Regions from separate parts of the Mus musculus genome. Here region 1 is linked to region 2. Evidence: chromatin loops called from intact Hi-C (ENCODE). Cell type or tissue: left cerebral cortex. All regions are shown on one strand. Links, peaks and the distances in the headings refer to the core of each region. The heading gives the core; the rest is flanking DNA.

Region 1 (14,980 bases), core at 4,602-7,101, 270 kb before region 2:
ATAAATCTTTTAAAAAAAAAAAAGAACTAAGGGTTGAGGCTTAATAGTGATGTGTTTGTGTGTCAAGTTGACAAGGGGTCAATTGTACTGGCTGGTTTTGGGTGTCAACTTGACACAGGCTGGAGTTATCATAGAGAAAGGAGCTTCATTTGGGGAAATGCCTCCATGAGATCCAGCTGTAAGTCATTTTCTCAATTAGTGATCAAGGGGGAAAGGCCCCTTGTGGGTGGGACCATCCCTGGGCTGGTAGTCTTGGTTTTATAAGAAAGCAGGCTGAGCAAGCCAGGGGAGGCAAGCCAGTCAAGAATATCCCTCCATGGCCTCTGCATCAGCTCCTGCTTCCTGACCTGCTTGAGTTTCAGTCCTGACTTCCTTGGTGTTGAACAGCAGTATGGAAGTGTAAGCTGAATAAACCCTTTCCTCCCCAACTTGCTTCTTGGTCATGATGTTTGTGCAGGAATAGAAACCCTGACTAAGACAACTTCCCTCAAATGGGTCAGGAGCCACAGGTTAAGAACCACTGCTCTAGAGAGAATTGGAAATACACAGGAAGAGCATAGAAGAAACCTGGGAGATCTGGGAGAGACAGAAGACCGGATGTCAGGTTCAGCAACAGGGTGAGTGGGCTTGAAGACCCTTTATAGAGCTATAGATATTTAAATTCTCAACATCACCTATAAGATCCAGCCTGACTCTTAGAGGTACAGCTAGCTGACCACACACTGAAATAGATGAAAAAGACTCACCTTCAGCGTCTCCACATAGGCCTCATTGATGTCTGTCAGTCCCAGGCGGAGAGGGATGAGAAGCACTAGTGGTCTCCAAGCCGATGGCCTGTTGGTGACTTCAGCTCCAGCAGGGAACCCATTACAGTGCCTCTCTGAATCAGTAGGAAGTGCAGCCGCCCCAACACAGGGAAGGTTGGCCCTGCATAACCTTCCTGAAAGGGAATACATATTTTTCATCAGCTAAGCAGAGACAGAAGTTATCCCCAAGGAGAAAAAATGTTTTAAAAACCAGGCGCTAAGGGGCTGGAGAGACAGCTCAGTGATTAAGAGCACTGGCTACTCTTTCGAAGGATGAAGGTCTGATTCCCAGCATGCACGTGGCAACTCACAATTGTCTGTAACTCCAGTTCCAGGTGATACAACACTTTCTTCTGGCCTCTGCAGGCACAAGGCACGCAAGTAGTGCACAAACACACAGGCAAAACACCCATACACACAAAATCATTTAAAACAAACAACAAAAATCCCAACTGCTTAAAATATAAGTAATTTTGAAAACAAAAATGTCCCTATTCAACGAAAAATTTTCTAGGGGCTGGACAGTTGGTTCACTGGTTAGGAATACAAGCTGCTCTTGCAGAAGATCCACATTCAGTTCTCAGCACCCACATAGTGGCTCATAACCACCCCTCATTCCACTTACAGGAGTTCTAATGCCTTTTGACCTACTTGGGTACCAGAAATGCAGGTAGTATGCATGCATACATACATACATACATACATACATACAAAACACGTATACACATTAAAAAACAAAAAAAGGAGAGAAACATTTTCTACACATAAAGATTTTTTTAAAATATCTCTATGGTTGTTCTGCCTGCGCGTACATCTGTGCACCATGTGCAAGCAGTGCCATCAAGGTCTCAAGTGTTGGATCTCCTGGAACTGGAGTTAAAGATGGTTGTGAACCACGATGTGGGGGCTGACAACTGAACCTCGGTCCTCTGAGTAGTAGCTTAGTACTCTTAACTGCTGAATCATCTCCCATGAACCATTTCAAATGGCATGGTGGTATACAGTTTTAATCCTAGCACTTAGCAGAGGCAGGAGGGTCCTCTGTGAGATTAGGGCCAGCCTGATGTACATACTGAGAGCCTCTCTCAAACAAGCAAACATAACCGTACAATATGGGAGAGCAGTATGTCCCACAGTGCATCTGTGAGAATCAGGGGCAGCACTGTGGAGCTGGCTCTCCTTCAATCTTTATATGGGCTCAAGTGATCAAACTCCCAGGTTTGCCAGAATGGTGTGGCACGTGGCTTTATCCAGTCAGCTGAATCATTGGCTCCCATGTGCAGCTTAAAGAAAACAGAAGCAGCAGCCATTTAGTCTCTGTAGTGTGGGCAGACCCAGGTCATGCAGACCCCTTTTCAGAAGAGCGCCAAGAAACAGCTTTTCTTCACCCTCCAGTATTTCTCTCTCTCTTTTTTTTTTTTTTTTTTTGGTTTTTCAAGACAGGGTTTCTCTGTATAGCCCTGGCTGTCCTGGAACTCACTCTGTAGACCAGGCTGGCCTCGAACTCAGAAATCCGCCTGCCTCTGCCTCCCAAGTGCTGGGATTAAAGGCGTGCACCACCACTGCCTGGCTACCCTTCAGTATTTCTTCTGTCTAAATGTAGGAAATGCAGCCTTCAATACACATCTGATTAGAGTCTGCTGGTGGTCAGACAACCCCGTACTGTGGAACACACACACACACGCTGCACATATACTCAGACACACACATGCATGAAAATAAAAAAAATTTAAAAAACAGGAAGATAACTTTTTAGATTAAGAGACTAAAAGTGGTAGTGATTCACTGAACTCTTTTACAAGATTGAACTTTCTAGGAAATAATCTGGAAATAGCCTGTAGGAAAGATTAATTAGCTATTGTCTTCTTTCAAAAAAAAATACTATTTATATATTTATTTGTTGTTTGAGACAAGGTTTCTCTGTGTAGCCCTGGCTATCCTGGAACTCACTTTGTAGACCAGTCTGGCCTCTGCCTCCCAAGTGCTGGGATTAAAGGCACTGCCATGCCCGGCATTCATTTTATTTTTATATATGCTCTGCCTACACATATGTGCATCACATTCATGTCTGGTGCCCCTGCAGATCGAAAGAAGGTATTGGAGGAAGTGGAGTTACACATTTGGTTGTGAATCACTCAAGTGTGCTGGGAAATGAACTTGGGTCTTCTCCAAGAGCAGTAAGTGCTCCTTACCTCCAAACCATCTCTCCGGCCCCCATCCCTCATCCCTTTATTGATACAGGGTCTCACTATGTAGTCCTGCCTGGCCTGGAACTTTGGATTGGCCTACAGCACACATATACACAAACAGCTACCCTGAATTCCTTTCTTTCCTTTAGCCTAGTGAACACAGTAAGAGATGGGTTTACAGATGTTTCACCTAGGCTTCCCCCCTGCTGGAAGTGCTGATGTTGCTTTGAAACTCTAACTCTCCAGCTGAGGTTCCCTCTTGGGCTGTCACCTACAACCAAAACCCTGAGCGACTTACTGATTTCCTCCATCACCACAGTGTTGTCCATTGCTATGTGAACAGCCAAGGAACTCCATGTGTCGAATACAGCAAGTTTCCTACAGAAAGCGAGAACACTCCCATGAGCCTTGTACAGCATGAGCATCACACCACAGCAGTGACAGTTGAGGCAGTTTCAAGGCTTAAGTCAAGGATCTGTCCAATGACTCAAACAGGAGGTGTGCTGAGTGTTGTACATAGAAGACATCAGCTGCCCTTTGTCAGGAGACAGTATGGACAGGAGCCCCTAGCTGGCATAGCAACTCAGGTCTCACCAGGATGGAGGCAGGTCCAGCTCACTGCTGTGCAGCTTCTCTTCCAACACCTTACACTGTGAACTGACAGCCCAGAAATCTAATGAACAGCACAACTGATTAGGAGGAAGCATGGCTGTAGACTTATGGCTCTGAAAGAAGAGCAGACAGCAGCCATACTGTGTAGAAAAAATGTAAACTGGGTGCTACAGGGATGGGGCAGAAGGCCTATCAATCAGTGAGAAGACAGAAGGCAAGAAGAGACATTCCCCAATGGAGACAATTACCAAGGATCTAAGCTACAAGGACCTGGTGCATCTAGTAAGAGAAGAAGCCGATGCTGGGAAGGCTCTAGAGCAGCAGTTCTCAGCCTTCCTAATGCTGCAACCCTTTAATACAGCTGCTCATGTCGTGACCCCCTAACCATAAAATTATTTTCCTTGTTACTACATAACTATGGTTTTGTTACTGTTATGAGTTGTCATGTAAATATCTGATATGCAGAATACCTGTAAGTTGAGAACCACTGCACTAGGAAAACCACACAAAGCCCCTTCTCGTTAATGAGAAACTTGAAAGGGGCTCAGGAGAGCTGGTATTTTCTCACTACTCATTAAGCCTGCCACAGCAGCAAGGATACAGACCCAGGAGAACAAAGCAGCACTTCCCTTGGCTGATATGTCAGTAAAGGCAAGCAAGAAGAAGCAAGCAAATAGAGAGGAAAAGGGATTTAGCTACAAAAGCAGAGGAGGCCAGGGACAGGAACAGTAAGCAGGGATAAGCAGCCTGACCTGCCATTTCCAGAAAGATGTAAATCCTAACACCAAGAGACTGCTCTTTGTCAGTGAAGACAGAAAAGAAGTGAGGCAAGAGATATGACCAAAGCATGATGGTGACCTGGTCAGGCTACTCAGAGCCACAGTGAAAGGTGGCAGCACCGGGGCGGCCCCGTAAATCCTACCACAAGCTAAAGGTGTGCAGTGATTGCAAAGAGGACCCCCCCATACTACACTCACATACTAAGGTTTGGTCCTCACTTGGTACAACTGTTTGGAAAGGACTAGGATAGGAGGTCCGGCCTCGCTGGAGGAAGTGTGCTACGGGGAGTAGGCTTTGAGACTTCAAAAGCTTATGTCATTTCCAATTAGCTCTTGCTCTGCCTCATGCTGGTGAATCAGATGTAAGCTCTTGGCTACTGCTCCAGTGCCTGCCCGCCTGCCGCAGTGCTCCTTGCCATGAATTTCAAGGTCTAACACTTTGGAACAGTGAGTCCCTAAATTGAAATGCTGTGGTTTTGTTTTTTATAAGTTGCCTTGGTCATGGCATTCTGTCACAGCAACAGCAAAGTAAAACAAGGCACAACTTGAACAAGGACACTAAAGGGGATAGAAAGGGTGTGCATGCCACTAAGAAACCAAACCAAGGACACACAGCCAGCCATGGCCTGGGATGACTGGGCATCAGGTACAGGGGAAAAAAAGCAAGTGTCTAGGTGGAGCCTATAGGAGATGGCCATTGCAGACACAGGGTAGGGTGGCAAGGGGACATTCAGGAAAAACCATAGCTAGAGACATATTTGGGAGATACTAGCTTTCAGCCCAACAGGAATAGGGCCCTCCATGAATGAGTCCTGGACATTGGTTCAGAGCCTTCTAAAGGCACTGAGATATTAAAGCACAAAGCCACAGGGAAAAGTGAATCAGGTCAAAAACAAAAACAAAACACACACTGCAGGGAGAGGAGCACAAGCAAGGAGGAAATGGCTCAGTGGTCAGAGCACCTGCTGCTCTTGCAGAGGACCCGGGGTTCAGTTCCCAGCACCCACAGAGCAGCTAACAACCATCTGTTAACTCCAGCTCCAGGGATCTAACAATGTCTTCTAGCCTTCCCTACATGCTTTGCATGTATGATGTGAACAGACATATGTGCAGAAAAACACTCATAATACAAAAATAATCTTTAAGAAACCACGGAGGCACAGAGGGTAGGAGGGGATAGGCAAACATTCATGAGGAACAAACTCTAACAGATTCTCAACAGCATGGGAAGGCTTATGACTTATGTGGGTGTGTCTGACAAACACACGAGGTAGAGGGCTCTAGCACCTGCAGATACAGTACCATAACTGCCATGGTCCCAGATCTAAGACACCCTCATTACAGATGGATTTGTATATCAAGACAGAGGACAGGGCCACACTAGGGCTCTGACCTAAACATGAATCCCAATCACAGAACAATTGGCATAGTCACCCAGGGATCTCCCCTGGGTCTATAAGCAAAGAATCGGAATACCTTAGTTCCTGTGCCAATAAGTACTCAAGGAGGGTAAATGCCAAGGAGAACTCATGCTGACCCCAAGAAGCAGAAGGGCTGGGCTCATTACGTACTTGAGGACCTGGGCAACAGTGTTCGGCCCGTACCACTGGCCTATAGACTTGCCTTCGCCAACTCCCATTTGCGCTGCAGGAAACAGACCCATGTTAGCAAACACATCCATCCCAAAAGAGAGAGTGTGTGTATGTGTGTGCGCCTCACTTTTGGTACATTAGTAAACGCTTCATAGAAAGGTCTGGGCAGGACTCCAACCCTCCTGAGAAAAGCAAAGCAAACCTTCCAAGAGGAGCCTAACTCCCCCAGGCTGCACAGAGTCACTCACTGCAGGCTGTACAGGGGAAGGACAGGCTTGGGTTTGAGCTAGTGCTGGAACACCCAGAGCAGCTCACAGAGACTAGAGACCAGAGAGTGGCCTAGAACCCCATTCTCCAACTCTGCGAGATTTAGAAAGCTCCTAAGGGAAGCCCAAGAAGTCTGCCCTTTGTACAGAGCCAACCCAAGGACAAACTTAATCCCCACCTATCTGATGGATGGAATAGTAGCTGTCCTTCCTGTCGAGGAAAGCATTGAGGACATTAAAGTAGCTGTCAGGCTGCCTCTTCCGCTGAGTCCACCTCCAATCTATTGAGAACAGAACACAGAAGGTTAGTTTGACCACTACATAACTAACAAACCTTCCACTTGCACAGTGTTCAATATTCAGATGACGTACAAGACTTTAATTTTGAACCCTTTTTAAGTTAGAAGTCAAATCTGCCAGGATTTCAAATGTATACATACTCTCTAATCAAAACAAATCTAGGCTGAAAACAGAAAGCTAATTTTCAAAAGAATAAACATTTATATCAATATAAAGCACAGGCATAGTGCTTCAGACCTGTAATCCCAGCTACTTGGGAGGCTAAAGCAAGATGCACTATTTAGTTTTATGTCAACTTGACACAGCTGGAGTCATTTGGAAAGATGTACAATCAATAAGAAAATACCTAGACAACACAGACATATACAAAATTCTTTTGAACATACTCTTTAACAATAATTGTCGTGGGAAGGTTGAGTGGTACCAATCCTGGACATGTAGTCCTGTCCTGTCTAAGAAAGCAGGCTGAGCAAGCCGCAAGGAGCAAGCCAGTAAGCAGTACTTCTTCATGGCTTCTGTTTCAGTCCTGCCTCTAGGTTCCTGCCTTCAATTCCTGCCCTTCCTTCCCTCAGAGACAAAGTGTGACCTGATGTAAAATGGAATAAGCCCTTTCCTCCCCATGTTGCTTTTGGTCATGGTGTTTTATCACAACAATAAAAACCCTAACTAAGACATAAAAGAACTGCAAGCTCAAGTTCTGCCTGGGCAACTCAGTAAGCTCCTGAATTAAAATACTAAGAAAAAAGATTAAAACTGTGCTGAAGCCGGCAGTGGTGGCGCACTCCTTTAATCCCAGCACTTGGGAGGCAGAGGCAGGCAGATTTCTGAGTTCAAGGCCAGCCTGGTCTACAGAGTGAATTCTAGGACAGCCAGGGTTACACAGAGAAACCCTGTCTCAAAAATAAAAACAAAAACAAAAACCTGTGTTGAGCACTGCAAGCTTCCTACAGAAAGTGAGATAACTTTCAAATGGACTTTCCACAGCATTTAAGTATGACCCCCTGGTTTTCACTGGCAAGGAACCGTGTACACACCCACACAATTTGTTGCTACTCAAGATTGAGCCTACAGCTTTGAACCTGATAGACAAGAACCACACAAATCTGTGTTTTGCCTATGACATGCTTTTTTATTTTGTCACCTCCCTGGGGTTGGGATTAAAGGCATGTGCCACTATGTCCAGCTTCTATGATGTGCTTTAACCATCCCTTACTACACAGATTCTATGTAAGCACTGTGACTCACCTCGACCTAAGTGCCGGCATACCAGGGCCTGGGCAAAGATCATCTGTCCACACCGAAGCATGCAACCCCAGCCTGTGTCTGAAGTAGGGCCAGTTCCCCCTGTGTGGAAGACAGAACAAGAAACATTCACAATCAGAGAGAGGCAGCTCCATACCACAGGCACTGATCCTCCTTATAAATCTGAACTTGTCAGACAAGGTACAACTCTGAGGACATATGCTGGGGAGTAGAATGCCCTAACAATTCTCTCCAGATGGGCAAAATATGTGAATGATCAGTCACATATCCAATAGGAACACCTGGCACACAAACAAGAATTCCCTTGATTACTTTAGAAGACACAGAATTAAAACTGGAGAACCATATCCTAGTACCAGAAAGCAAAAATTCAAGAGTTACATGATGTCCACTGTTGCTGACAGTAAGGATGAGGAAAGTCATTAGCAATGCAATGATTAACACAAACTCTGCATCTTTCAAGCTGAGTTGAGCCCCTCCACTAACGCCTACTCACTGGGGCTTGAAAGACTGACAAGAATTGTGGAGTCACTTTTAACATGAGAGGAATGGGGAGAATTCTCTCAGCAGTTCTTCAGGGAAAGGTCACTCAGTGTATAGCACAGTTGTGTGCAAAGAGACGAGAAAAAACTAAAATATCCTGATGGTGAAGCTCAAACTTGATGCCCAACAATATCAATGCCCCCTTTCCCTTCTAGCCTCCTTCCTCCCCTACCTAGAGTTGGAGAGTTGGAAAGGATAAGGGTGGAAAAGGGTGGTAGAAACAGGAACCCACAAAGTAGACAAAAAGACTGTTTATAGCCTATGTATGTAGTAATAAGAGGCAGAGATGTGATGCGAACAGTGAACAAGGAACTCAGGCGTTTTCTATTTCTATACCTGTCACCACAGCCCAAAAAGTCATCTTTACAATACTCAAGAAGCATACAGCCCATGCTTGGTTCTTAGGACCACGATGAGCTGCTTTAACTATAGCAGGCTAGTTTTGCCAAGTTGACACCATCTGCAATAACCTGGTATGAGCCCCACAGGAAAAGTGTGAATACTTGATCCTCAGTTGGTGGAAGTGTTTGGGAAGACGGGGCCTTGTTGGAAGAAGTCTATTACTGTGGGCAGGCTTTGAGGTTTCAAAAACCCAGGACATTTTCAGTTAGCTCTCTCTGCTTCCTACTAGTTAGACTGAGATACCAGCCCTTAGCTACTGCTCCAGTGCCACGCCTGCCTGCCTGTTTCTGTGCTCCCTGCCATAATGGTCACTGCAAGCATCAAGCCAGGCAAGGAAACTGAATTACAAAGAACTGAGAAGGAAAACTCAATTGAGCCCATCTTAGTCTGGATCAAGCTTCAAGTCTGATGCAAGCATTTATTGCCAGCATATTTAAACACAATTCAATCTGAAGGGAAAGTTTCCAGGCAACAATCATTCCAATTCCAGGTCCACAATAAAGCTTAAGGTATGACTACATGAAAACTACTTTGCAAAGTACATGTGATCATAAAGATGGGTACTATTATTGCTTAAAAGCCTAGAAGCTACTGCAGTCTCTGACTAAGATACCACAGAGATCAGGAGGCCATAAACTGCATCTCCCCTAAGGATGAGTTGTATTGACTGGGAGCTAAATATAAAGGTCTAGGGAGGGAGAGTCTGGAATAAACATTCTGGGGGAGTAGGCTGGAGTCTGCCTCTATGGATAGTGAAAGGCCATCTTCTCCCAGCTTTCTGGATGGAATGAAAATATTTTATTTCCTCCATGAGAAGATGCCCCCGTGTTTAACACTCCTGGTTAGGTGGTGCAACTTTTTTTTTTTTTTTTTTGGTTTTTCAAGACAGAGTTTCACTCTGTAGACCAGGCTGGACTCGAACTCAGAAATCCACCTGCCTCTGCCTCCCAAGTACTGGGATTAAAGGCGTGCACCACCACTGCCCGGCAACATTCTTTTTAAGTTACCTCAGTTGTGGTGTTTTGTCACAGCAATCAAAAAAAAAACTAAGGCACCCAGGAAGAGATCTCAATGAAGGTTTGTCTTAGTAACTGTTCCATTGCTATGATGTAATACCGTGACCAAGGCAACTTCTAAAAGGAAACATAACTGTAGCCTTGCTTATAGTGTCAGAGGGTTAGTTTATGAACACCATGGTGGGGAGCAAGGAGGCAGGCAGATAGGCATGCCACTGGAGCAGCAGCTGAGAGCTCACATCTGATCAAAAAATAGAGGGAGAGGGAGAGGGAGAGGGAGAGGGAGAGGGAGAGGGAGAGGGAGAGGGAGAGGGAGAGGGAGAGGGAGAGGGAGAGGGAGAGGGAGAGGGAGAGGGAGAGGGAGAGGGAGAGGGAGAGGGAGAGGGAGAGGGAGAGGGAGAGGGAGAGGGAGGAGAGGGAGAGGGAGAGGGAGAGGGAGAGGGAGAGGGAGAGGGAGAGGGAGACAGACTAACTAAGCCTAGCATGGGCTTTGGAAACTTATACACCTTCAACATGGCCACACCTCCTAATCCTTCCCAAAAAGTTTCACAAACTGGAGACTAAGCATTCAAGCAAATGAGCCTATGGGGCCAATCTCTTTTGTTTGGGGGGAGAGACATTCTTATTTAGAGCATCACAGATTTTTCTAGATTGGGCTGTCCTATGGGCACATCTACAAGGGGAGTCTTTATTACACTGATACTAGAAAACCAGCTTGAGGGGCTGGTGAGATGGCTTAGTGAGTAAGAGCACTGACTGCTCTTCCGAAGGTCCTGAGTTCAAATCCCAGCAACCACATGGTAGCTCACAACCATCTGTAATGAGATCTGACGCCCTCTTCTGGTGTGTCTGAAGACAGCAACAGTGTACTTATTTATAATAATAAATAAATCTTAAAAAAAGAAAAGAAAGAAAGAAAGAAAACCAGCTTGAAAGAGACCCCAGTCCCTGGGTTGGGTTCTACATTGTGTTAAAAAGCAAGTGAGCTGAGCACACAGGCGCTGACCAGTTCCTCTGGGCTTTCTGGCTATGGATATGCTGTGTTCAGCTGTCTCCAGTTCCTACTGCTGGACTTCCCTACAAAGATGGCCTAGCCTATAACCTGAACTCTGAGGGAAAATAAGCCCTTTCTCCCCAACTATGCTTTTGTCAGGGCAGTTTACCATAGCTACAGAAACAACACAGAGACCTTGCCTCACGGATGTTCAGAGCTGGCCACACAATGAAGGCTGCTCTCTAGCCATGGTGTCCTATCCAGCGTCCTGGCAGTCACTATTTACCATGTGGTCCCAGTTTTGTAACTTTGTGGTCCCAGTTTTGTAACTTTTTTAAAATTTATTTATTATATGTAAGTACACTGTAGCTGTCTTCAGACACCCCAGAAGAGGGCATCAGATTTCATTACAGATGATTGTGAGCCACCATGTAGTTGCTGGAATTTGAACTCAGGACCTTTGGAAGCACAGTCAGCGCTCTTAACCACTGAGCCATCTCACCAGCCCGTAACTTTTTTTTTAATGATGGTTCTTTAATGCTTTTACCTCCCTTGTAACCTACAACCTACTAAGGGAAGTGGTAAAGAAAGGATACAGGGAAGTGGACCTGTGTAAAAAGGTTTTTTGAAGCAACTGTCTGTGTTGTCTGGAAATCAGCAGTTCAGTTCACAGGTCAGCAGGCAACAGCAGCTTGATCTACTCACAAACACTTCACAGATACACCAGCAGTCCAGTTTGCTAGAGCTGGGTTAGCAACAGCAGTGACAACCTATCAGAGACAGCCAGGCCTCAGCTTTGGCTTCAGTCAGCAGGAGGGACCAGAAGAAATGCCAAGAGGAGCTCTTGGCTGTGCCTCTCTCAGGGAGAAGATCATCAAAGACTGGAGACCCACAAGTGTTACACACAGTGAGCTGTACCAACAAGTCAAGCTCTGTCTCCGTCACTCCGTGGAGTCCTATTTATACCCTCCAAGCATCACGTGTCCTCCTTGTGCATTGCCTTAGCATGTATTTTGTCATAGCACATGCATCCAATCAGCTTGAGTCCTTGGAAGCAGCAACAAACTGCAGTAAACCACCAGAAGTTTTTTGGTGTGATTCTCTCTATGGAGTCCTGACAAATGCAGCTCAACTATGCAACATAAGGCAGACTAATATATGTGTGTCGTTAATCTTTCATCATGTGTTCTTGTGATGGTTTGTATATTCTTGGACCAAGGAGAGGCACCATTTGGAGGTGTGGCCTTATTAGAATAGGTGTGACCTGGTTGGAGTAGGTGTGTCTCTGTGGATGTGGGCTTAAAACTCTTATCCTAGTTGCCTGGAAGTCAGTCTTCCACTAGCAGCCTTTGGATGAAGACGTAGAACTCTCAGCTCTTCCTGCACCATGCCTGCCTGGATGCTGCCATGTTCCCACCTTGATGATAATGGACCAAACCTGTAGGCCAGCCCCAATTAAATATTGTTTTTTATAAGACTTGCCTTGGTCATGGTGTCTGTTCACAGCAGTAAAACCCTAACTAAGACAGTCCTTTCACATGTTTGTTTTAGTAGAACATCTTCTCTCGTGTCTTCTTGAGCTAAATGTTCCTTCATGAGTCGGCCTTAGCTTTTCACACCTGTGTTCTCTTTAACAAAGGTTCCTTCACGTGTTTGCCCCAACAAAACACCATCCAACCGACTTTCCAAAGAACCCTAAAGTTTCCACTTCACAGTTTAGTTTCTATTTCTGTGATATATTAAATACTGTGACCAAAAGTAACATTTGGCTTACACATCCTGATCACAACCTATCACTAAGGGAAGCCGAGGAACTCAAATAGGACAGGAACCTGGAGGCAGGAGCTGAAACAGAGGCCCTGAAAGAATGCTGCTTATAATGACCTGCCCCATGGCTTGCTTAGCTTTTTTTTTTTTTTTTTTTTTTTTTTAAACAAAACTCAGGCCTACCTGTTCAGTGGTAATACCAGCCACAGTGAGCTATTCCACCCCCAACCCCATCAATCATTAGTCAAGAAAATGCTCATACTTACAGGCAAATCTAATGGAGGCATTTTTGTGTTAAGTTTTACAAAAGAAAAACAAACAAAAGAACCTATCCAGCACAGAGCCTATCTCAAAAACAATCACACAACCAAACAACAACAAAATTATTGTCATGATTCTTAATCCAGTGACACGTTGCCAACAAGGAAATAGAAAGCATATGCATTTCAATACTTGAGCTGGGGCGACAGCTGAGTGAGTAAAGAGTTTGACATGCCTGTGCGAGGACCTGCATTCAATTCCTACAACCTACATGTAGCTTAATGCAGCGGCACACTTCTGAATCCCAGAGCTCCTACAGAATGATGAGAGGAAGAGACAGGAATCCCTGGACGTTCCTAGTCCAGCTAGACTGACATACACAGGGATGAATAAGAGCACTTGTCTCAAACAAGGGGGAAAAGCAAGAACTGAAGGCCTAGGTTGTCCTTTGGCCTACATTCATGTGGCTATACCCCCATTTCACAAGACACAGAGATTAAAAGCAAATGAACCAAAGCATTTGAAAGAATAAAGATTACTCACCAATAGCTGGAAAGTTTCTCCTGTATGTAAACCAAAGTCTGGATGCAACATCAGACAAGATTTCGTCCTTCTCTAATTATTTAAAAGAAAAGACAAACACAAAGTGAGAGGCAGCAGACAACTGCCATCTCAAGAGTTCTGCAGAGTATTTTGAGCCCAGAGGACAATACCTGTGAAAATGCTGTATTTTCTGCCCAGAATCCAAACAGGCTCTGAGGTCTCAGGGAAATCTTCAAATTCAGCAAACCGGAGAGTATCATATGTCAAAGTGGCTGTGGAAACCATAGAAACACATTTGTCTGATTTCACATGGAGACCATTGTATGTTGGGGGTTGGTTCTAATGCTTTGAATTGATTGGTTCCCTAATTGGGAATCTGCATGTCCAGACACTAAAAGTCCTTGCTCCGAATCGGTTTTTGATTGATCAATAAAGACGCCAATGGCTGGGCAAAGGGAGATGAGACGGGACCCTTAGATTTGTGCAGGCTAGGATGCGGGGGAGAGGAGAAACAGAATCACCATGGGAGTGGAGACGGATCAGATTTATAGCTGCAGAGGGAAGATAATCCAAAACCTAGGAGAAGGAAAGCTCCCCCCACCCCCAGGAAGGGTCACCCTTCCATCTTGGGCAGCAAAGACCAATGGGCCTCAAAGAAGGTAACAGGGCAGCAAAGTTAAAGGTAGATTTAGAAGATGTTGAGCCAGGAGTACCAGAGGGAAAAGCCACAGGAGGATTAAAACTTCCCAGCCTTTGAGTAGCCAAGGCATTTCAAAAAATAAGCTATGCAGGGCAGTGGTGGCGCACGCCTTTAATCCCAGCACTTGGGAGGCAGAGGCAGGTGGATTTCTGAGTTCGAGGCCAGCCTGGTCTACAAAGTGAGTTCCAGGACAGCCAGGGCTACACAGAGAAACCCTGTCTCGAAAAACCAAAAAACAGGGCTTGTGAGATGGCTCAGTGGGTAAGAGCACTGACTGCTCTTCCGAAGGTTCGGAGTTCAAATCCCAGCAATCACATGGTGGCTCACAACCATCCATAACAAGATCTGACTCCCTCTTCTGGATTGTCTGAAGATAGCTACAGTGTACTTACATATAATAAATAAATGAATCTTTAAAAAAAAAAAAGAAAAAACAAAAAACAAAAAACAAAAAATCAGCTACTGTGTGTGTGTGTGTTTCATTCAAAGATCCAAAGAGTTCCTGGGTGAGTGGCTGGAAGCGCGACCCGCCCCCGCCGAGAGAACAAAGCAGTGTAGCTAAACTCCATGCTTCAAGTATACCATTTCTGTACTAAAGATTCTTGCAATACCTGCATCTTTCCCTAATAGCCACAAGCAAATATATGAGCACACATGACAGACAGTCTGCTAAACAGTTGCTCTGATAAAAGTTAGGGATGGAAGTTTGACAGCTGACAGGATAGGAAGAAACTTTGGGTTGGGATCAACATTAGGAAACAGGAGCAAAAGACTCCCCCTCAAGGAAAAAAGGTAAGCTCTTGGTTATTTGAGACTTAAGACTTAAAAATTTTTTTTTTCCTTTACCAAACAGGGTCTCTACATACCTCTGACTGTCCTGGAATTTGAAATGCAGACCAAGCTGGTCACACAGTCACAGAGATCCACCTGTGTCTGTCTCCCACATG
Region 2 (14,980 bases), core at 7,272-9,771:
CTGCAGTGGCCTCTCAGACTCAGTGGGATGGGGTCTCACAGGAAGCAAGAGATGGGGTAGGGCATAGTGGCACTCCTGAGAAAGAGGAATGTGATCTATGAGTTCCAAGACAGCCAAGGCTACACGGCCAGACCCTGTCCCAATCACGTAATGTGGGCACATTACCTGTGCAGAAAGGCAGAGTACAGATAGTTCAAGACAACACAGGAGAGAAGAGGAAGCTGCCTGGGGTTGGGCTGTCAGGGGTCTAGTAGTTCAACTAGATGAAAGTCCATACAAGCTAGGGGGTGGGGCATTATGAAGTTTATTTTGGGATGTGACGAGAATGGGCTGGGGAGGTGAGATGAGCCACAGCAGGGCTCATCATTGTATCCAGTCACATTAGAATGCCCTTTCCCTGAGGTTTTTAATTACATTTATTTGTGTATGTGTGTGCACATATGTTTGACAGTATTCACACAGAGAGGTCAGAACACAACTTTGGGGAATAGTTTCTTTCCTTCTACCATGAGTGTCCCTGGATCTGATGCAGGTCGCCAGGCTTGGCAGCAAGCTTTAACCATTCTCAGGTTTTTAAAGGTAGCAATAAACTAAAATACCAGGCTTAGAGAGAAATAATCCTACAAATCTAAAACAAAATCACTTCCACCATCCTGCCCTCACAACTCTGTCCATGTCCTCAGGCATACTTTTTAATACTTTAATTTTTATGTGCACACCATTTCACTGTTAAGCTTAAAAGACTATGGTTCAGCGGTTAAGAGCACTGACTGCTCTTCTAGAGGTCCTGAGTTCAATTCCCAGCAACCACATGGTGGCTCACAACCATCTGTAATGGGATCTGATGCCCTCTTCTGGTGTGGCTGAAGACAGTGACAGTGTACTCATATAAATAAAATAAATAAATCTTTTTTTAAAAACTACTTACAGCCTATTTCCCAGGACCGAAATGGTTCAAATGATGCTGTGAGGAGGGACAGGAATGAGCGTACCAACGAATGTTTACTAGCCAAGAGGTTTACTTAACCACCTGATCGATACAAGGTTTGCCTATCAGATTTTTTTTTAAGTGGAATTTCAAAAATCAAAATATCACATACTGGCAGTTGCTTTCCAAAAATAGAGCACAATCATCACCCACATAAACACTCCTGAGTAAATTATAACACCAGACTTCATCGCACTACGTTCTATGGGAGCCTCAGCTTTTCAACTCTGGTTGGTAAAGTAAAACCCTCACCTCAACAGATACACAGAGCCAAAGGACTGTATATGGACCTTAGAGAACAGACTAGAGTCACCCAGATTTTCAGTGTGTTCTGGCTGCACACCGAGCAAGGCAGGGTATGTACAGAGTTCATGAAGGGAAAGCAAGGAAAAGGAAACTATGAATGTAACCAAAATGATTGGCAGAATTTAGAGAAATCTGTTAATGTCTGAATACAGAAGGGGTTCATGTGACTAGAAGCAGGGGTGTTTGGAAAGGAGGAAACTGACAAACAGACATAATGGCGTCCTGCAGAATTACCCATGGATTCATCTCTGCTTAGGCAATGCTCCTCCCTGGACCCTACCCCTTTTCAAGTGGGATAACTCTGTGGAATCACCAAGTCTCTAGCTCTTCTTACAAATACCCAGGGCTAGCCTGCGCTGCCACTGACTCAGGTCGCCCTTTCACTTGTCAGTAACAGTTAATGAAGTACTTACTGGATGCAGGGCATCTTAGCGGCTTTGAAAAACTGATTCTTAGTCATGGCAACAAGCGTCTGAGGTAAATACATTCTAAACCCACTCTATGGATGAGGAACCTGAGGCGGGGCAAATGAGAGATACACCTGAGTCCTCTCTGTAAAGGAATCTGTAGGAAGGAACCTAACTCGATAATCACCATCTCTACAATGTGGCAGGGCAAGGACACCGGAGAAGCAGAGGTTTACATGGTTGCGGTATCCCAGAGAGTCATCCACAACCCCACCGGGCAAGGTCTTCCCGTGCTTTATTTAAAACGGGGCTATGCATAGGAAGCCATGGCGCACCCCTGTGCTCCACCTACACTCAGCCCTCAGGTGGCTGACAAAGGAGGATGACGGGTTGGAGGCCAGCCCGGGCTATGGAAACTGTCTCAACAAAAAACGGTGGGGGACAGGGATATATGAAAACTTTAGAACTGACAACGAAACAGCCACAAAGCGCTTCACAAATGCCTTCCCACGTCCCGAAACTCACAAAACTTTTATTTGGCCTACAAGTAAAGGTTACTTCATACCTCCCCATTTCAAATGACCTTTCCATCTTGCTAACACTGTGAGAATCTGTGCTGCTGATCATAATGCCGTCTCCACAAGACCGACTCTAATTCGGTGCTACCCACTAATTACCAAATATTTTCACAGTGGCCCAGTCAAAAACACCTCATGGAAACAGAACAAAGCTAGGGAGAAAGGCCACCCCTTTAAAGATTCTGTCCGGAATCTTAAGGCTCTCCATTCTTTCTCAGCACGGTGTATCGACATTATTTCCTTCACGAATGCCTTGTTTTCATTTCAATTTTTCATCACCATTACTGGGACATGAAAGAGTTTAAGAAATCACTGCCACGTGTGTAAATGGCAAAGGTGCTTATAATCTCGGATGAGTAAAAGGCAGTGGGCCAGTACTGTTTCTAGATCTTAGCAGAGTAAGAATATCCGAGTCTCAGTTCTGAAGGAAAGGCCGAGAAGAAAAAAGAATGCCCTTCTGGGCTTTCATTTGTGGCTCCGGGTGCTGCTTCCCAAGGTGCTTTGTAGAGCACTGGCCTGGGGGTGGGGGCGGTCTTCAGCAGGACATTCTTGTGGCCCTTAACCCATCACGGGACACTCAGTGTCCACGAGAGATGCTGAGACTCTGATCACCCCCCTTCCTCGACAGCTGGTCTCCACGTGTGCTGTTCCTGTCCTCAGTACTCTGCTGACAGCCTGGCTCCTTGGAACTCTGCAGCTCTCAGCCCTCCCCAGACTGCCCATCTACAAAAGCAACTCTCCAGCCAGTCCTCAGCGGACATCCAGACTGGACCCGAGACTCTCCCTCCCTTCGCCCTCCACCGACAGGCCGTCCACAGACGTGTGTTGTCAAACGCGGACTCTGGCGCGCCTCACGAAGGCCTCAGAGCCGGGCGTGGACTTTCTCTGGTGGACGGCCAGCCTCAGGCCTGGTCCGGCTCGGGTTCCGCTGAGGTCCGGCCAACGAAGGAAGCCCATGCCCAACCCAGCGCCCCTGCGCGGCTCGCTCCCCTCCCCCGCCCACGGCCGCCGCGTCCTCACCGTGCCACACCGGCCTGCGCCGCCGCCAGCCAGGCCTCCTCCACGTCCTGCGCCCGCGCCGCCCGATCCCGACAGCTAGCTGCTTCCCCGCCCCCGCCGCGCGTCCGCCGCAGCCCCGCCCCCCCGCGGACGCACCACCGATTGGCCTGCGGGCGGGTCCTCCCGACCGGCGCCTGCGAGCGCAGCACCTAGCTCTGATTGGTGATCACATGGGACAGGGCGGGGCGAGGGAGCCCCATAAAGTCAGAAGCAAAGCTGTGCAGCTTCTCCGCGGGTGCAACAGGGCTTCGGCGGGCTGTGCGTGTCCTCGGCCCTGGGAGGGGCTTTAGGACCTGAGGACTCTGTGCTGGGTGGGACTTAGGAAACCCGCGAGTTCTCCGTCTTAGTCTTCGCTTTGACAAGGCGACGGGAGGATTCTATCTTGGACGCAGCTTTGGAACAACGGGAGGACTACCCCAGACCTGGACTCTGGAATGCGGGTGGCCCTGGGCGGGACTTTTGGCACAGGGGCGGGTCTCAGCCTACAGCCTGGCTTTGGCAAGCAGGGCAGCCCCGATTCTGGGTGGGGCCTTGGACTTCAAGCTCGCGGGACTATTCTGGCATTCAGGCCTCCCTGACTACTAGGCTCTTTCCTACCTTCCATCCGTGGTGCCCAACCAGGGAATAGTGGAACCGTGGTCTTTAGGCACCAGCTGTTCCTAAAGGGACGCTTTTGAGGTGCAGGCTACGCTAAGAGTCCTCGAAGCCCTCGCGGTTCCTTTCTGGATTTGAGGCTTTCTGGAAATGAAAAATGGTGAGACTGGATTCTGGTCCTTCCACTTCAGACTTGCAGCAAACTCACTTTCTTCTTCCATTGGTTAAGCGAATGGGCCTGCAGGGAGCCAGCCCTTTGAACCAGTCTAGGCTAAATAAATCCACACAGGCCCCCAAGCGATTCATATAGAACTCTAGCCTTTGGCAATAAGTCCTTAAGATAAGCAGGGAGGGCCTCAGCCCACTGGAGGGTGGGTGGGTGGGGGGGCTCTCTGCTTCTCCAAGGCAACCTAGAAGCTCAGGCTGACTGGGTCTGCAATTTTAGTAGGCTTCCCAACTTCCTCCACCACCTTGGCTATCCCTTATTTGTAACCAGCCACTGCCATAGCCACTGACTGTGATGTCCATCATTAAGAAAAGGAACTGGGCCGGGTGGTGTCGCACGCCTTTAATCCCAGCACTTGGGAGGCAGAGGCAGGCGGATTTCTGAGTTGGAGGCCAGCCTGGTCTACAAAGTGAGTTCCAGGACAGCCAGGGCTATACAGAGAAACCCTGTCTTGAAAAACCAAAAAAAAAAAAAAAAAGAAAAGGAGCTGGACTGGACAAGGCAAGAATGAGGTTTGACATGAGCAACCTAGTGATTTAGAGAGCAGGAGCCTCATTTCCTAGTGTCAGTACGCTGCTTAGAGAGCAAGAGGATGAGAAAGACTCCGATAGTACTGGGTGGTCAATCCAGGGGTCATGCTGACAAACCGGAGTGAGGCCAGGCCGAAGAGATTGATCATCCACCCAGATTAGGATAAAGTTTGGGGTTATGTGGCTCTGCTCCCTTTATGAGTCCTGAGATCAAACTCAGGTTTGATCACGTTATGAGGCAAGTACTCTTAGCCACTAAGGCATCTCACCAGAGCAAATTCAGATTTTTAAAGTCACTTTCCTGGGCTGGGGAGATGATTTAGCTGTTAAGGGCTGCTCTTCCACAACACACAAATCCAGTTCCTGGCACCCACATGGCTGCTCACAACGGTCTCTAAGTCCAGTTCCAGGGGACCTGACACCCTCCTCTTCTAGCCTCCTTGGGTGACAGGCATACACATGGTACAAAGACATGCAGGCAGGCAAAATACTCATACACATACAATAAAAAGGTAGAAAAACGTAAAAATCTGAGCATGGTGGTATACATCTTTAATCTCAGCACTCCAGAGGCAAAGAGAGAGATAGTAGATTTCTTTGAGTTGGAGACCAACCTGATTTACATAAAGAGTTCCAGGTTAGCCAGGCTACAAAAGTGAGTCTGCCTCAAACACAAAAAAAACTCCAACCAATACATAAACAAACATTTTAAAAATTAAGACTGTTTTCCTAATTCATCTCTCTTCTTACAAATATGGAGAATTAGAAATATATTTGGATCACTTTTACTTCCCACTATGTTTAACAGTTGTTGCTTCATTTTCTAATTAGTAAATTTACCTATGAAGTCTTACTGTCCATTTTATCAAGTAGTCTGCAGACAATCTGATAACCTGTACAGCTATAGGATTTCTTTTGGAGTATCTGGGTTATCTCTGATGAAAATATACGCAGCACGCCTGCTATTAATACAAGTAACATCTTGCTCTGATATACAGTTGTAATAGGGGTCTTGAATCTTCACAATGGCCCGCATACTTTACTCAAAAAGAGGACTACTCATTTAATATCTAAACAATAGTGCTTTATTGAAAAAGGTTAATTTAAATGGATACAAAGTTGAAGTGTGAAATGTTTTCAAAATACATTTCTACAAGTACAAGTTACTTCTTAGTGAAAGAGCAAGTATCTGTTAGCAAAAGCAGTAAAACTGAAGGGGGTTAGAATTGTGGCTGCAAGACCTCACAATCCACACTGCCAATATTAGATGTCAGCTGACCCGAAGTAGCACCTTAACTCAAAAACATGGGACTCACACCGAATACTTGGGAATTCTTTCATTTTTTTGTTTTTAAATTTTTCTCCAACAAACTTAATGTCAAAATAAGCCAAACAAAGGACTGCATGGGTACTCTAAAGTCATTGACGCTTTTCTTGATAGGAACTTCACACAATGAACTTCCCTGATCACTCACAGTGATGCAATGTGAAGAGGCAAAGCGAGCAAATGTATTTTTCCTCATTAAATTTATAAACAACCATGCTTAAGCTTCATCTTATTAGTACTACTGAGTTTTGGACTGAATTAAACGTAAATCCCTGCCTCATCATCAATCAAGTCCTTCCTCCTGCAGCAAATGAAAGCACACAGTTAGCACCTGCTTTGCTTCTCCACACCACTGCCTCCTTCACCTGCCCCTTCCCTTCTAAGGTCACTGCCTGACATTAGAAGACAGGGTAGAAGAGGGAAGTGCCAGAATATAAACCAGGCAGGACTCTGCTTGCCTGCTTGGGGCACAGATCTGAAAAGCCTTTCGTTCATGGTGTGAAGACATTTATACTACACACACTGAAGAAAATGACAGTGCCTGGAAACAGATGAGACAGTCTGCACATAAAAAACCCAGCACTGCTATTTTCCTTTCAATAGAAGGATCACTGAAAAGGGGAAGAGTTAGACGAAAACCTGGCAGGCATCTGGGCTTCAAGTGGCCTTTTGTTCAAGAGCACCACCCAATCACAAGCCTGGGGTTGGATCCATGCCAGCCAAGGACTATGATTTCCACTGCTATGACCTTTTGCACCTAGTTATAGAAAGTACATTAAAGTGCAGTATAAAATATAAACATTTTGGTTTCTTTAAAAAAGTATTGCCTTTTTAGTTGAGTAAAAAGTTTACTGACTCTTCCTTATAAAGAGTCTTGTTACAATATGAAGCTGGAGCTCATAGCTGCTTTGGTTCTCTCCACAGCATAGCATAATCAGCATCCACAGTATAAAAAGTCCTTGTAGTGAGCTTTCTCTACAGAGGTTTGAAAATGATCTGGCACTAGAATCCAGAGCTCTTAAAATTCAACCCTGAAATCCTGCTTTTTAAAAGCTATTTAAGTATAAACATGTATCTCATTAGATAACTCTCTTCTGTTCTACCTGGTTAACAGATAATTGTGCAGATGAATAAGCCGAATGAACTACAGCAGCAAAATTGGTTTTAGGTGTTCTGTACAAATATAAAGTTAACAATGTGACTTCAATTCTAGTAAGCAAATAATTTGCCACCAAGTATGCACAACCACTTCTGTCACAGGTACATCAATGTCCACCACACAGGAACATTCTGAGCATAAAAATGTCTAGATAGAAATCAAAGAGTACTTGTCAGTGATTAGTCAGGCCAGCTATATCATAGAAATTCACTATTAAGAGTATACATGTTGACTGATTCTTAGAAATAAATTCTAACATTAGTGGTTCAGGAGGAATAAAATATCAGAGTTTTCCTTACAAAATTTAAAGTGTAACAATGAAATATAAATGTTAAAAGTACTTCATACCAAAGGAGTTGGGGGGTTGAGGGCAGAAAAAGAAGGAAAAGAAAAAAAGAGTAAAAACAAAAACCACCAAATGTTAAAAAAGAAAAAAAAAAAAAAAAAAAAACCCCAACCAAACAAAAAACAAAAAACAACCAACTGAAATCCTCAGACACAGGTGCTTCATTGTGGATGGGTGCCCTTCCTTCCACAGGGCTAAGAACCTTGATGCTGTAGCACTTATCAGGAAGTCTTTCTTATCCAAAGTGTTTCCTGGAAAGTAAAAACAAAACAATTTAAATGGAAGTGATGCATTTGTTTCTTACAGCACTGGCAATCCTCCCTCTGCAGAACAAAGGGCATAAACTGAACTAAATCAAGATGCCTTTATGAGGTTTGTGGAAACTGACAGATACTGTAAAACAGTGCTCAGAATTACATCAGATCACAAATCTGAGTGACACGCCAATTTTCAATGGTCACAGCACGGTTGCCTGAGAGGCCTAGAGGTCTACACCTAGGTGGCCCTTATCTAATGGCACTGGTTCCTCTTTCTGGCACCTTTACTATTTTTTTTCATCTGCAGAAGACTTTAATAAATTAAGAAAGTTCTTTTTAAAGATGTTTCCAATATTAAAGAGTTTCCAACACTATTACTAATAAAAATTTTAATTTTTCTTTAACATATTTAATTTTTTCTTTACCATAAACTATATTGTAACATTAGAAAATAAGAATATCTTTACTAGACAGTAGGTGGCAGCAGAGACTAGTTTCTGCTTTTCAATGAAAGGTTACTAACACAGCTAACAGCAGCGGACTTGAGAGAGAGGAGCCCATAGTCATAGGGGAGTCACAGTCATGGCTGAGCTGGCAGTGAGCCCGCCCTCCCTCCCCACTTACCAATATGAAAGCTCGGCCTCACACATGCTGCCCGAGAGCCCCGCTGTCACTGTCACCACCCTGCATCTGCATCTGCATCTGCGCTTGCATTCTTGCAATCATCTCTTGCATGCGGCGGAGCTATGAACAGTACATGTCAGATACAACGTTGGTGTTGTCATGCATTAGTTTCCATTGCTTTTCTCAAACACATGTTCAAATAAACCTTATAAACCAATATAAAAGAATCAACTATAAAAAAACCCATGTAAATGACAAAATTTATGATTCAAATGAGACAGAAGTTATCAATAAACAGAATCACTAAAGACTAGTAAGACAATGAGGCAAAAAGAAAGCCTGCTATTACCCTTTGGAGAACACAAAGGATGAATCATCTTTTCTGCTCAGCAACAAGGTCTTAGCTATGAAAACAAAACTTTTCCCTTATTAATTTTTTATTATTTTTGAGACATATTATCACTAGCTCAGGCTAGATTTAAACTCCCTCTGTAGCCAAGGATAACTCTGAACTCCTAATCTTCCTGTTCCTACTTCCCAAATGCTGGGATTATAGGAAAGAGCCATCATGCCTAGTTTATGCTTTGCTGAGATTGAACCCAGGATAAGCATCACCAACTGACCCACATCCATTGTTAGACTCCTTAACAATCGCTGCCACTGAGGTCGGTATATGTTCAGAAGGGCTGCAGGCAAGGACTCTAAAATATTTACTCACGTGTTCTTTAGGTGGCTTTGTGGTTATTACAAGTATCTTATCCACACAGAATTAATTTGATCAAAGAAATTATTTCTTTTTCTTTAGAAAAGGCTGTCCTCTTGTGACCACATCACCACTAAATAAACTGCATCATTTTAACTGGCAGTGTTCTATAGTCCTGATCAATTGCTAGCTGGCTATTTGGGTATCAACTGTTCTGTAGTCCAGTTCTCAATGAGCTCCCTGTGCACCACATACTTAGTTACGCCTTCAAACATTGCAATTACATTACCAAACACCCCTTAGGAAAGGAAAGAATACCACTCTGCTAGAGTATTGTTCACATGGTTCTAAATTCAGAGGTTTAGAGGACTGAATTCTTATACTGACTGTCCTACCCACAATGTAGTGTTTTAACCTCCACTATCTTATTAGCAGCACAATCTCATTTCTTCTTCCAAGTAAGACATATATTTCTACCCTATTTTTGCAATGGCAATTCATTATGTTTCCCAATTGGTTATTCTCTACATATAGAGAAAAAGACCTTTGAACAGTTTATAAAAAAAAAAATTTCAGTCATATAACCTTTTATTGTTAGCTAAACTGCTACTTGAGATTGAATGAGGCAATACATTTTAAAATATGTATACTATGTATTTACATGTATTTTAAAGATTAGCAAACAATGCTTCAAAAAGAAAGGAAAAACTATAATTAACTATGAAAATTTTGGATATAAAACAGCTATAGATTCTAGAATACAACCATTCTACTTTACCTCAGCCTCCTTTTCAAGCAAGATCTGGTCTTTATTCATGTCCTCATTCTCTACTTTCCTAAGGGTAAAAAAGAAATTACAACTTTAATACTACAATACTGTATTTCTGAATAGAGATAACAGACAGACTTTTATAATCCTGAAGAACTCTGCTTTATATTTATTTGCTTTCTAAAGGTCTCTGGCCAGCTTGAGCAGCGCAAGCATGGCTCTGGCAGGCCTTGCCCTTCCCACTCCTATGCCTCTGTAAACCACAGATTACATCCCTAAAGCTCTCCATTCAAGTCTGTTCCCTTATTCAGACTCTTTCTTATGCCAGATTCATTCCTAAGGCTGACTACTAACATCCAGTTATCAAAGCATTGAAGCCCAGCCATCAAAATCCCCCTTTGGTTCATCTAATTAACACGCCCAGTCAAAGCATCTGAGCCCATTCTAATCCAGACCTCCTTTTCTCCTCTTAAAAATTGAACCTGCAGTTTTTCTGTTGGAGCCAGATAGCAGAAACTTTTACTTTTCTTTCTTGTTTTCTCTATGTGAAAATAAGTGTTTGGGTGTGGTTTGTGCCTAATCCAGGTTATGAGGGGAGCCCCCCCACTGTGTGTGTGCGGGTCCCCTTCACTTAAGGCCTTTTAAAGACATGATAATTAAGAGAACACAGGAAGAAAAAGAAGACAAAACATGAAACTGGAAATTCAGAAGACTTATTTCTGTAAGGTGGAAAGATGACTTGCCTTTGTCTTACAGTCAAAAGCAGCAGGTCTAAGCAAAAGAAGGGTCCTGGTTTAGGTAAGTCCCCTTCATGACTACGCTGTGAATAAACCATTACACCTAAAGAAGCCAAAAGAAGCTGAGTGAACAGAGCCTGGCACACAGGACTGAGGAAAGCTCGCTGATAACACCAACAGTTATGCTAGTAAAAGCCTTTCTTAATTAATATATTTCCAAATTAACATCTCAAAAACTATTTTATTATTTATGTGTGTATGTGAGTGTCTATATATAAAAATATGTGCATATGAATGCTGGTGCCCTTAGAGTGAGAGGTGTTAGATTCATTGGAACTTAAGTTACAGGTACTTGTAAGCTTCCTAGAGACATGGTTTTTCAGGTACAATTGGGTCACAAAGCACATCTCTCATATGTGATGGTTTGTATATGTTTGGCCCAGGGAGTGGCACTATTAGGAGGTGTGGCCTTGTTGGAGTAGGTGTGTCACCGTGGGTGTGGGCTAAAGACCCTCATCCTAGCTTCCTAGAAGCCAGTATTCTGCTAGCAGTCTTCAGATGAAGATGTAGAACTCTCAGCTGCTCCTAACACCACGTTTGCCTGGATGCTGCCATGTTCCCACCTTGATGATACTGGACTGAACCTCTGAACCTGTAAGCCAGCCCCAGTTAAAGTCCTTATAAAGAGTTGCCTTGGTCACGGTGTCTGTTCACAGCAGTAAAACCCTAACTAAGACATCATACAAATACACTAGGACTACAAAAGAGACAAAGTGAATGGATCTGGCCACATGGAGTCTGTAGAAAATAGAGCTGTTACTCCAGTGACACCTATGGTGATCTTACCTTCCAAAGCTCTCAATGGCAAGCAAACCCATCATTTATTTATAAACACAGCCATACTTCCACAAAAGTACCAATGCAAGCCTCTGGCTCTTCCATCTAAAGCTGTTTGTTTAAAAGAAATGCTTTATTATTATTTACTTGTATGCATTGCCTGCCATGCACCACATGCATGCCAGAAGAAGGCATCAAATACCCTGGAACTGAGAGTCACAGTTGTGAGCTGCATTGAGGGTGCTGGGAATTGAACCCAGGTCCTCTGCAAGGGGAGCAAGTGTTCTTGCCTCCAGAGCCATCTCTCTAGCCTCTGAACTTGTTCTTTATGTACATGTTATGAATGTCTCTTTTCCGTCCCCGCTTCCACTTGACTGAATTAACAATATTCTTTTACAGTGATACAGTGATTGAACAGAAAGTACATTTTTTTTATGATCAAGAAATCCCAGTTATACACATGAAAGACAGGAGAATGAGACTCAGGGAACATGATACTGGGAAGACAGTGTGACAACCTGCCGCCTCTCTTCAGCCTCTCAGAACGGAAGTTTTCATAGTGAAGGTCTTGGGTCACTTCCTGTAGGTCCTGCATGTGGGTGCTAAAAAGGAGAAGAAATGTAACAAGGGATTCAGGATATGGCAGTCTCGAGGGCAACAACAGCAATATTCTAGACTGAAACACATGGAAAAAAGCCAGTACTGTGAGCCCGGATAATTATTTGGTAAACTTCACAGTTTGCTGGACTCTCAGGTAAGAAAGCTCCTTTGGAACTACAATAAGCTACAACACTAAGACCTTGATAGAGAATACTTTCTCCTTGACACTGTCATAGGCACTACAAGACACACTACAAAGCCATTAGCACTGGAGGGATATGGACACAAAAGAGATTCAGGAGACTTTTTTGTAAATGATAACTGAAATATAACACTTTAATTCTCTAAAAGATCTTATGAAAAATAGACAATTCTAATAGGTCTCTGCCTAGCTTTTTTTATTTCCCAAATGTTACTCATTTAAAATTGTGTAGAGAACATAACACATTCCTATTTAGGAAAACAGTATGAATGTGGATAAAAGGGTAGTTGGATCTTCTTCACTTTAAGGAAGGCACAACTTGCATAACAGAGAAATATCACACCTACTGTGCAACACTGACATTCCCTGAAGGACAGGGCTAGGACAGCCAGCTGCTCAGCACTGCAGACAAGTATGTCTTAGCACTCTCAGAACTATTATGCTACATCTGTAATAACTTAAGATGGCAAAATCATACTGGTTCTCATTCAGTAAATAGCCTAAGTATGCAGTAATTTAACTAATCAAAGTATTAGTTTATTCAGATTACTTCTCTTTGAACTTTTTTCATTAAAGAAGTATATTTTATAGAGAAGTACAAGAGTAAAGCTTGAACGTTTCAAGAAGAAGTGATGGAGAGAAGGAAATTGTTTAGTATATATAGTAAATAGGTGCTAAATACATTATACCTCAAAATATGTATAAGCACATGCTAATAAAAATAAAATAGCTTATGCTGTCTCACCATATGATACCCTCTGATTCATTTTAACATAGTGAGAAGAACTTGACCAGATGTTAACATTCTAGTTTCCAGAAAGAGACAAATGGGCTTCCATACTTACAAGATAACAAAAACTAGACCAAGACATCTTAAGCTAATTGACACCCGTAACATTTACAGTTTTCTAGGCTAATGGTGAAGCAGAGCTGCTGATTTACTGGCTGTAGCATTAATAGACTCTGGGGCTCTCGCTTTGTTTGCTGGGCAATAGCCAAGATCCCATAGGTTCTCATTTCCTCTAGTAACAAACCTGCTATTGGAGAGACAGTGGTTAACTTGTAAGTGTTCCATATCTGTGACACTGTCACTCAGAATGTCTTTCCTTGGTCTGTTTGTATACATGTGTGTTTGGGTGCTTGCACTATCCAGAAGAGGGTGTGCAGTCACCTGGGACTGTTGTCATAGGTGGTTGTTGAGTACCTGAAATGGGTACAGTGGCAGCAAGCAGTTTTAACTGCTGACCCATATCTGAGGCCCATTTCATTCTTCTTTTAAAACTTAAGAGTTCAATAGACTATATCCTTTTTTTCCATACTGTTGTCAAAAGTCATCACCCTTAATTTAAAAACGATTCAAGAGGGGAAGGCATACTTAAAGTTTACATTTATTTAAAGGGTGGACAGCAAGAAGGGCAAGTACTATAAAATCCTAGGAGAAAGAGATTCAACAGAGACTGAGTCCCAATAAAGACCCTCAGTCCCAACTGCAATGGTCTTCTTAGTCTGCAATAGAGGATACCAGTTTCTGAATGTCCCCACTCTTCATGGTCTGCCCTAGTGAATACGCCAAATGTCTTACATGAGCATCGTTCTCAGCTTCAGAAAGTCATTGTGTTCTGGGTTCTCCACCTCTACAACACCCCATGGGTAGAGACGGCCTCTAACCTTCTTGCCTTTGGCTTCAATCAACTGGTTGGAGCCAACCACAGAGAATGGGATACTGGCCTAGAAAAAAACCACAAGGTAGTAGAGAACAATGTTCACTGTAAACCAAGGATACAGAAATGGCTCACTGCTAGCTGGGCAGTGGTGGCGCACGCCTTTAATCCCAGCACTCGGGAGGCAGAGGCAGGTGGATTTCTGAGTTTGAGGCTGACCTGGTCTACAAAGTGAGTTCCAGGACAGCTAGGGCTATACAGAGAGACCCTGTCTTGAAAAACAAAAAACAAAAACAAAAAAAAAAAGAGAGAAAAGAAAAGAAAAGAAAAGGCTCACCACTATTTACAAAGTTGTTTTGTTTTGAGAAAGGAAAAAAAAAAAAAAAAGAGAAAGGTCTCAATACATAGTTATAGATGGCCGGGAATTAGCTATGTAGAGCAGACTGACCTCCACTTCACAGTGATCATCTATCATCTGCCTCTGCATCTCCCAGTGTCCCCAGTACTGATATTAAATGGGTGTGCCAGAATGCCTGGCCTTAACTACATCTGACTGAGTGCTAAACGGATATACATTTTACTTACACAGACTAGTTATTTCTCACATGGACAGAGTCTAAACAAACCAATTTTGCAATGACATTTCTTTTCTTTTTTTCTTTTGTAGATTTATTTAATTTTCTTTTATGTGCATTGGTCTGAGGGTGTCAGAACCTTGGAACTGGTGTTACAGACAGCTGTAAGCTACCATGTGTGTGCTGGGAATTAAACCCTGGTCCTTTGGAAGAGCAGACAGTGCTCTCTTAACCACTGAGCCATCTCTCAGCCTGCAATGACATTTTCAATTCTTAAAACTTTCATAAATATGTTGATACCAAAATATATTACTGTAATATGACCTTCCCAATCTTCTGTCAGTGAAGCTTTCTTAGCCATATGTGTCTTTTAAAATATGTACACAAGAAAGCAGGGAACAGGAATTGTTCATGCTGCATGTCTAAAGTTAGCTCTTACCTTGAGGAGTCTAGTCTGCTCCTTAAAGTCTTCATCTTCATCTGACTCTGCATCAG

What was found. Hi-C counts contacts between places; a loop is a spot of excess contacts. Peaks named below come from ENCODE experiments on the same cell type or tissue, not always from the same donor. Only the 100,000 strongest peaks of a DNase experiment are listed, where the experiment ranks them.
Region 1: a loop joins it to region 2, with 2.6 times the contacts of the local background. A loop is called at or near these places in 1 of 42 quality-filtered maps.

The regions. Positions count from the first base shown.
Region 1 is chr1:93,766,678-93,781,657 of GRCm38, reverse strand. It overlaps Atg4b (autophagy related 4B, cysteine peptidase), which reads right to left. Exons shown (of 13, transcript NM_174874.4): 2 at 13,504-13,605; 3 at 13,334-13,405; 4 at 7,790-7,888; 5 at 6,424-6,525; 6 at 5,958-6,030; 7 at 3,294-3,373; 8 at 747-940. Among named protein-coding and RNA genes, the nearest start is that of Atg4b, 19 kb to the right of the region's middle. In left cerebral cortex, for the core only: no CTCF peak of the experiment used is centred there; a DNase peak (open chromatin) is centred at 6,150.
Region 2 is chr1:93,500,504-93,515,483 of GRCm38, reverse strand. Septin2 (septin 2) reads right to left here. Exons shown (of 13, transcript NM_010891.2): 8 at 14,925-14,980; 9 at 13,832-13,977; 10 at 11,966-12,049; 11 at 9,883-9,940; 12 at 8,402-8,521; 13 at 5,751-7,771. The coding sequence ends at 8,420. It overlaps Farp2 (FERM, RhoGEF and pleckstrin domain protein 2), which reads right to left and starts at 3,380. Exons shown (of 27, transcript NM_145519.2): 1 at 3,300-3,380. In left cerebral cortex, for the core only: a CTCF peak has its summit at 8,235 (motif pointing right); a DNase peak (open chromatin) is centred at 8,330.